Linked DNA regions of Mus musculus: all the other regions are linked to region 1. The links are chromatin loops, found by intact Hi-C in ENCODE. Cell type or tissue: left cerebral cortex. All regions are shown on one strand. Region 1 overlaps Pde4b (phosphodiesterase 4B, cAMP specific). Region 2 overlaps Pde4b (phosphodiesterase 4B, cAMP specific). Region 3 overlaps Pde4b (phosphodiesterase 4B, cAMP specific).

Region 1 (2,500 bases):
TCTTACGTTTGGTGACTGTATTTGTGATTCCAAGTAGTACTGGTGCTGGTGTAGTTAAGGTTGAACATCTACCATTCGTGAAGTTACATTGACATTTCAGGTGAATTTGGAGGATGCAGCATATACATTTCTGACTTTGTGAGTAGCCATATGCTTGTAAGGAAGAGGTTGTCCATGTCCAACACGAGGACTGGTTAAAGACACCTTCCTTCCAGGACAAGAGACCTATCCTAGCAGGCTTGCTCACCCATCTCCAGAGCATTGTATGCAGCCTCTCTACTTGGTTGGGCCTGCTTCTCCTGGTCCCATTGGCATCCCTACACAGCCAAGGGAATTTTGTCTAATATCTAAAGCTTTAACAGCTGTTTTCTGCTTAGTGGGAGATCTCTGCTGCTTGGGCAGTAGTGACATTCCTGGAACTGGCAGCCTTTCCCACTGCTGCCTCTAGTACAAGGCTCTATTCTAATATCATCTTGGATCACCTTTTCCAGGGATCCTCTCTGGCACCGCAGTGCCACACTGATGGCCGCCTCTCCTCTGTGCTCCCTCACAGTTCTTTATGTAGAACAATTGTTTTTGCTGTTCCCAAGAGCTCAATTCCAGAAACACCCATCCCATTCCAAACCCCAAAGATGTGGGTGCTTAGGTCCCTTTTATGAAATGGCTTAGTATTGACATGTAATCTCCACAGCTCCTCCTGTGTAACTCCAATCATTTTAGGGCTTATGTATTATATAAAATGCAACGCAAATTTAGGTACACAGTTACTATACTCCATTCTTTAAGGCACAGTAAGAAAATATAGTCTGTACATATTTGTTACAGATACATATTTCCCCAACTGTTTTCTAGCCACGATTGACTACATCCTAAAACCCATGGATATGCTGGACTAACTATAGCATGAGAATACCTGCAGGTCTCTGTTTAATTCTCCATTTATTTGAATGCTTCCCAATGCATTGTCATAGTCAAGGGAGGCAATATTACCTGTTTTTGTGTCCCAGATATTTGGGTCAGAATCTTGCAAATAACAGATCCTTTGGGAAAAAAGTGTTTCCTGAACCAATTAAAGACTACTGGCATCCACTGAAACATGTTTCTCCTGGCCTCTTTCTCCTTCTCACTCCCTACCCTTGCTTCTGTCATCTTTAGCATTGACTTCTGTTGTTGCCTTCAAATGGATCCATAAAGAATGTGACTTTCCTTGATGAGTCTGATGTGGTAATGATGTAAGAATAAAATCTGAAAGAAACACAATTGTGTTTTCCCTAAAACAAGCTTATGGAGTACCACACTACCAGCTTCAGTAGGCTTTGTGGTAAAGCAGGGTCATCATCTGCCTCACACCTCCTCTGACAGTGTCGCCTCTCATCCCTTGGAATCTTTGCTAAGCCAACTTTGGGCTGGTGACAAGAAGGAGCCAGCAGATGGCAGAAGGCACCACTGTTTCTCATGGTTTCCTGGCCTCCAATTTAAGCCCTTGAAGGAAGATGAGAAGTCAAACTTCCTGAGCCTGGAAGGAAAAAAATCAGAGATAAAGAAGAGAAGTGCAAGGTGTGCATGAAGCCTTTGATTAAACCAGGAGCAGCTCTGCCTTCAGGAATTCAAGCTGAACTGGGAGGCCACTGAATGGCCTTGCCATTGTCCCTAGGGGGATGCTGTCCTGACTCCCAATTACCTGCACAAGCCTGCTGTCTGTAATGAAGAGCCATAAAGCAGAGTCCTAGGGATAGGTCAGTTCTGATTCAGTGGAAACGGTCTCTAGCTGAGTTCCTTTGACGGACTCTAACAAATCTTCCCACTGGAAAGACAAACTCTATGAAAAAAGATTTAAGCGCTCGGGTCAGCAGAGCTGCACACTGCCCTGGGGACTGAGCTCCGCTTTTCCTTCTGCTGTCTTTTTTAAAGCAACTCACCGAGCATCATCTGCATCATTTAATCCTCACAGTTTGCTAGGCTTATTCCTTGTGACCTATTTGAAAGAGGGAAAGAACGAAGGCTCTAAAGTATACAACTTCATTTGAAGTGACCTCTTTTTTTTTTATTATTATACTGTTATATAATCTGTGCCCTAGGCCCTTTCCTCCACAAGGCATTTTTGTCTCAGAGTTTGTCATGTTGGACTGTCTTCCTGGGCTTAGTGATCTTTCTTCCTTCAGACCACAGCCTCCTAGAAGCAAGACTTATGCCTTAATTCATTTCTGTATTTCTAGAACCTGGAGCTGACTCTCATATCAGAACACACATACATAGTTGTTGGATGAATGCAAGAATCCCACAGTTGACATCTCTTATCTGACAGGCCGATCCACTTGGGTCAAAATGTTTGTCAGTCAAAGACTGCAGTGGAGTACTTGAGTCGAGCTGATCTAATCCTCTGACATTAACCTTCCTTCCCCATCCTCCCCACAACACCTGAGAATGCCACCCTAGGAGCATCAGTGTCTAGAGTTTGTACACATATTATATATATGTGGGAATGTTGTTCACACAACCA
Region 2 (2,500 bases), 160 kb after region 1:
AATCAAGAAAATTATTGACCCTGGAGATATACTTGCTAAATGGTTATCTAATTCCAAGTGCTGTGCCTTAAAAAAAAAATGCACAGAAACACTGAATGAACTCAGCAGGTAGCATTTGTATTTATTCAAATGAATATGTAACAAAATAAATAAATAAGTAAAATAAGAGACCATGAATTTAAAGGGGAGGGGATGACAAAGGAGAGGTTGGAAGTAGAAGGAGGGATGATATAATTATATTGTAATTAAATAAAAAGAGTTTTAAATAGAAATAATGGAATCAGAGGGTGACAATTGAGTTGTACATTAAGGTTTGACTAGGATTTCATCACATGGAAATAAGTCCCAACTGGGACTTCAGAATAGAGGAAACATTGTGAATGGTATCATGTGAACAGGAAGATGCCCACAGAAAATTATCGTTTAATTGGCCACCAAACACACAACAATAGGAATTGTGCAGGATGTTGACGAAACTAGCCACCAGAACTTTACTCCCGATACAACTTTATGATTCAGCAGAAACCAAGTAAGAATAGAGCATCATCAAATAGAAATCGCCGTCCCTGGAAATTAGTTCTAGATAGGACACCACTGGCTCAGCAGGCACTCTTCCTGTGCTTCTCAGCAGGGTTCTGAGACTCCTGGCACCTGTCTGTAGAATTCAAAATTGTATGAATTTCTGATATACTTGAAAAAAAAAAAAGCCTCATTTAGGACCTTACAAGAGCATCACAATTTTTAATTCAAAAGATTTAGCTGCACTTTGAAGCAGAATTTACTTATAGCTAACTAAACCGCAGGATATACTCTTATATCTACTATAAAGCTGAAGTTATCTACTTTTCTGATAAAGGAAGATGAACCAAAACAGTGGAGAATATCTGTGTCCTGATCTCACCTGGCTCTTCATTCTCTATGATGATAGATTTATCTTCTTTCTCCCCTTACATCCAATGCTTCCATTTAGTATAGATTAAAATAGTTTTATGGGGAGTATACTTTATATTATATACTATATTTAAATAAAAGTTCTATATTTTTATCTGAAATTCTTTTCACAGTGAACTAGCTATTAACATAAGAAATCATGATTATATTTTCTCAATCCAAATATGTGAATTGGTTACAAAATATGAAACTAATTTAATTTAATAAGGTAAAAGTGGGTCAAACTCGATTATAAGATCCATTTCAAATTCAGTACTATTAAAATTTAGACTATTTAGGGGAGAGTTGAATATGATTTGAATTTTAAAATATGAAGTTGGTGCTAGATCTGGTGTCGATTCCTAGCCCTTACATGGTGGTTTACAACCATCTATACTTACAGTTCTTGGGGTTCTGATGCCATCTTCTGGCATCTGTGGCTACCAGGCATGCACATGGTGCATATACACATATACAGGCAAAACATATACAAACAATAGGAAAATAAAGCTACAAATATGAAGTCATTAGCCAGGTGTGGTGGCTTATGCCTGTAATTCCAGCAGGGGGAGGTAGAATTCATTGAACTCGAGGCTAGCTTGGTCTATGTAGTAAATAGCTACATAGAAACCCATCTCAGGAAAAAAAAAAATATATATATATATATATATATATATATATATATATATATATATGCGTGTGTGTGTGTGCATGTAGGTGTGTGTGTAAACCAAAAGTTGGCTGGCATGAAAAAGTTACTTTTTAAGATGAAGAAAGCCAAATGGTACTTCCACGAATAGTTATATTCTGCAGCTTTTGAGGAATATAAAAATCTACCCAGGGCTTTGAATTTTAATTTACACTTTCCTGAATGCAGATGCACTGCATCTACATTGCCATGTCAACAAAGCTAGTGTCAAAGTGTAGCAGTTAAATGCAAAGTCAAAATCAGCTTTGTTTGTTCAACAAAAAGAAGCCCAATTATTTCCTACTTATGTTGAATATTATTTTTATCTTTGAACACTTAGGAATTTTGTACAATAACTACTACTCAAGATATTTACAACACTTCAGGGCAAGCCTTTTCTTTCCAAATAACCAATGACACAAGGGTTAATTTGCAGAATTACAGTGAAACAGAGTAGATTAAAAGCACATTAGGACTGAAATCATTAGGACAAAAGGAAAGATAATTCAGTGTGTTCAATTCACAGCCCTGTCTGAATCTCACTGAGTCTACATGATTCTCACATGTGTCTACATGTTTAGTTGATGTATATTTGGGTAATGAAGGGAGGGAGAAGGAGTGGAATTCATATTACACCCAAGAACGGCATGGAACCTGAAGAAATTCAGCACAGAACCTGCAAATAAATGCAAATAAAAGCAAATGGTTTGCACATATTTTATGTTTAGGCAAACAAATATGCAAATTACTTCTACTTTTTATCTATACCTCTATATCTATACATATGTCTATGTCATCCACACATCTCTGTAGTTGCTAGAAGGAAGAGGAAGCATACCCACAAGAATATAGGATGAAACATTTAACATAGCGGGAAGGGAG
Region 3 (2,500 bases), 170 kb after region 1:
TCAGTGCTTGGAGAGAATTCTCTACAACGCCAAACTGTCTCTCTCAGTGTTTTTCAAACTAGTGAGCTCTCTAAGATTTTATGGGATGGCCTGACACTCAGGTAAGCATATTAGCTTCTACAGAGTCTGTGATTAGCTCAATGAATTTCATCTGTGGTGTAGAGAAGTGCATTTTATTTTTTAGAAAAAAAATCTTGATTATCTCCTTTTTATTTTAATGAAAATTTTATAGTGTTTAGATTTGTGAACTTGGACAAAATGATCCCTCTTCTATGGGTCAGGGCATAGAATATTAACAATTACCAAATAAAAATGCCCAAATATTTAACATTTTGCAAAACTAGACAAAAAAAAAAAAAAAGCAACCTCCTGCCTCAGCTTCTGTACATATAAAGACCCATTTGGGGAAATGAATGCACCTTGTGTGCCTGTCTCAAACTGGAGCTAATTAGGAACTTCTCTCTGAGGCAGAGGCTCATAAGCAGCAAAGGCTATTGCCACACTCTCCCTTTTTGCTAAGACCCAGGTCATGCTTTCTGTTCATGTATCAGCTTGGGGAAAATAGTAAGACTCAGATGATAGGAGGTAATACTAGTTTGCACCAGTTCCACACAATATCATAGTGCTTTTCAGCTAAGCCTTGTAAGAAAAGAAGAAAAAAAAAAAGAACTTAAATCGGGTAAAAAGGTAGAAAACTATGACCCAACTCTCTCCACCTATATCTATCTTTCATGTGGTTTGTCTTTCTGTCTGTCTACAGCCTATTCAACAGGAAACTATATGGGTGCTGAGATTTGAACCTGGGTCTTTTGGAAGATCAGCCAGTGCTCTTAATTGCTGAGCCACCTCTCCAGCCCCAAACTAGTACGTTTTAATATGCTCTTTTTAAAGATTTATTTTAGAGCTGGAGAGATGGCTCTGTATTTAAGAACACTTTTTACTTTTGCAGAGAACTTGGGTTCAGTGCCCAGTATCCACATAGTGGTTCACAAACATTCAAAACTCCGGTTCTAGAGGATCTGAGGCCCTGTTTGATCTCTTTGGGAGCAAGGCATGTGTATAGCACACATATGTACCAGCAAACAAAACAGAAAGGAAGTAGAACTTCCTTTATTCTTATTGAGAATCGAGGCAGAACTCACCTTCTAAAAAATGGCCCTGACACAACCACTTCTCCATGCTTCGTGAACAGTGCTGCCACACAGTGATAAATTCTACAATACCCAGTAACTCTGGCCACTGTCAAGTTCAAAGACAAGGGAAGTTGGGATTTGTGCTCCACCCTGCCCAAGCTTCCCTTCTTCATTTAGATAAGGTTGAATTCTGTCATTCTCATATTCCTGAGAATTCGTTTTATTCCTGAGAGATCCATGTCACCTTTATCTGGGGATTAAAAAGGCTGTATCATTTTCAAAGGACAGTTTCTAGATATTTCCTGATAAAGAAGGACAAAGAACCTGGTTACTGCTGCCAGAATGTGGTGCCCATCCCCCATCCCTCTGTCAGATTTGTTCACTTCCTTTGATGGTGTAGGGTGATATTCTCCTCTTTCTCTTGCTATTTGTCACTCATGATATTCTCTATTTAAAAGACATGCAAGAACCAGGACAGAGTAGCTTCAGAAAGACCTAACTTGCACCTGTTTTTTAGGTACCCACGTACAGTTTTCTATATTCTCCTACCACACAATGGCCAGCCTCATTAGAGAACTGCCCTGCCCAGCAGAGACAAAACAAGTGCATGATTTGTAAATCATCCCAGTGGCCTTAGTTGAATAATAAAAAGAAATGAAAAGAATTATCTTAATAATCATTTTACGTAGTACATATATTTAAACAGTCTCATTTTCATAAACATGCGATAGAAAATTTATCATGAGACATTTTCAGATGTTTTTATTTCTTTGTTTCTGTGGCCAAGGTCTCACATTAATTCCTTTGGCTTGCCTGGGATTCACTATGTAGACCAGGATGACCTTGTACTCGAAGAGACCCACCTACCTCTGCTCCTCTGCCCCTCTCTGCCCTCCTGTCCCCTGCCTCCCTGCCTTCCTGCCTCTTTGCCTGTCTCCCTTCTCCCTCCCTCCCTCCCTCCCTCCCTCCCTCCCTCCCTCCCTCCCTCCCTCCCTCCCTCCTTCCCTCTTTTCCTCTGCCTCCTGAGGGCTAGGAATAAAGGTACATATATACTAGCATGCCCACCTAAGATCTTTTTCTTTTGCAGTAGGTCTAGAGCACCCAGTTTGAGCTAGCTACATTCTAAGCATTCTATGATCACAAATGTGACTGGTGGCTACCACATTGGAAAACAGGTTTGACAGTACCACATCTTTTGAATGTATTTTTAATATTATTTTATATACTTAAAATAATATTGTTATGGAAGGCAAAACTTGAAATTTGAGTCCTGTTCTATTTTTTCCATGACTTTTGTATAATGCATACAGGATCAGTAGTTAAAACAAAACACTGGGAAAAGAATATGCCCATTAATCCTGCAATAT

What was found. Peaks named below come from ENCODE experiments on the same cell type or tissue, not always from the same donor. Only the 100,000 strongest peaks of a DNase experiment are listed, where the experiment ranks them.
Region 2: it touches region 1 in a loop (2.2-fold over the local background); 5 of 42 quality-filtered maps call a loop at or near these places.
Region 3: a loop joins it to region 1, with 2.7 times the contacts of the local background. A loop is called at or near these places in 5 of 42 quality-filtered maps.

What each region holds. Positions count from the first base shown.
Region 1 is chr4:102,480,214-102,482,713 of GRCm38, reverse strand. The region is part of intron 1 of Pde4b (phosphodiesterase 4B, cAMP specific); the gene reads right to left. Among named protein-coding and RNA genes, the nearest start is that of Gm52668, 34 kb to the left of the region's middle. In left cerebral cortex, a CTCF peak has its summit at 1,428 (motif pointing right); a DNase peak (open chromatin) is centred at 1,443; H3K27ac peaks cover 461 bases.
Region 2 is chr4:102,320,502-102,323,001 of GRCm38, reverse strand. All of the region lies in intron 1 of Pde4b (phosphodiesterase 4B, cAMP specific), which reads right to left. Among named protein-coding and RNA genes, the nearest start is that of Gm52669, 26 kb to the left of the region's middle. In left cerebral cortex, a CTCF peak has its summit at 1,469 (motif pointing right); no DNase peak of the experiment used is centred here.
Region 3 is chr4:102,310,939-102,313,438 of GRCm38, reverse strand. All of the region lies in intron 1 of Pde4b (phosphodiesterase 4B, cAMP specific), which reads right to left. Among named protein-coding and RNA genes, the nearest start is that of Gm52669, 36 kb to the left of the region's middle. In left cerebral cortex, no CTCF peak of the experiment used is centred here; no DNase peak of the experiment used is centred here.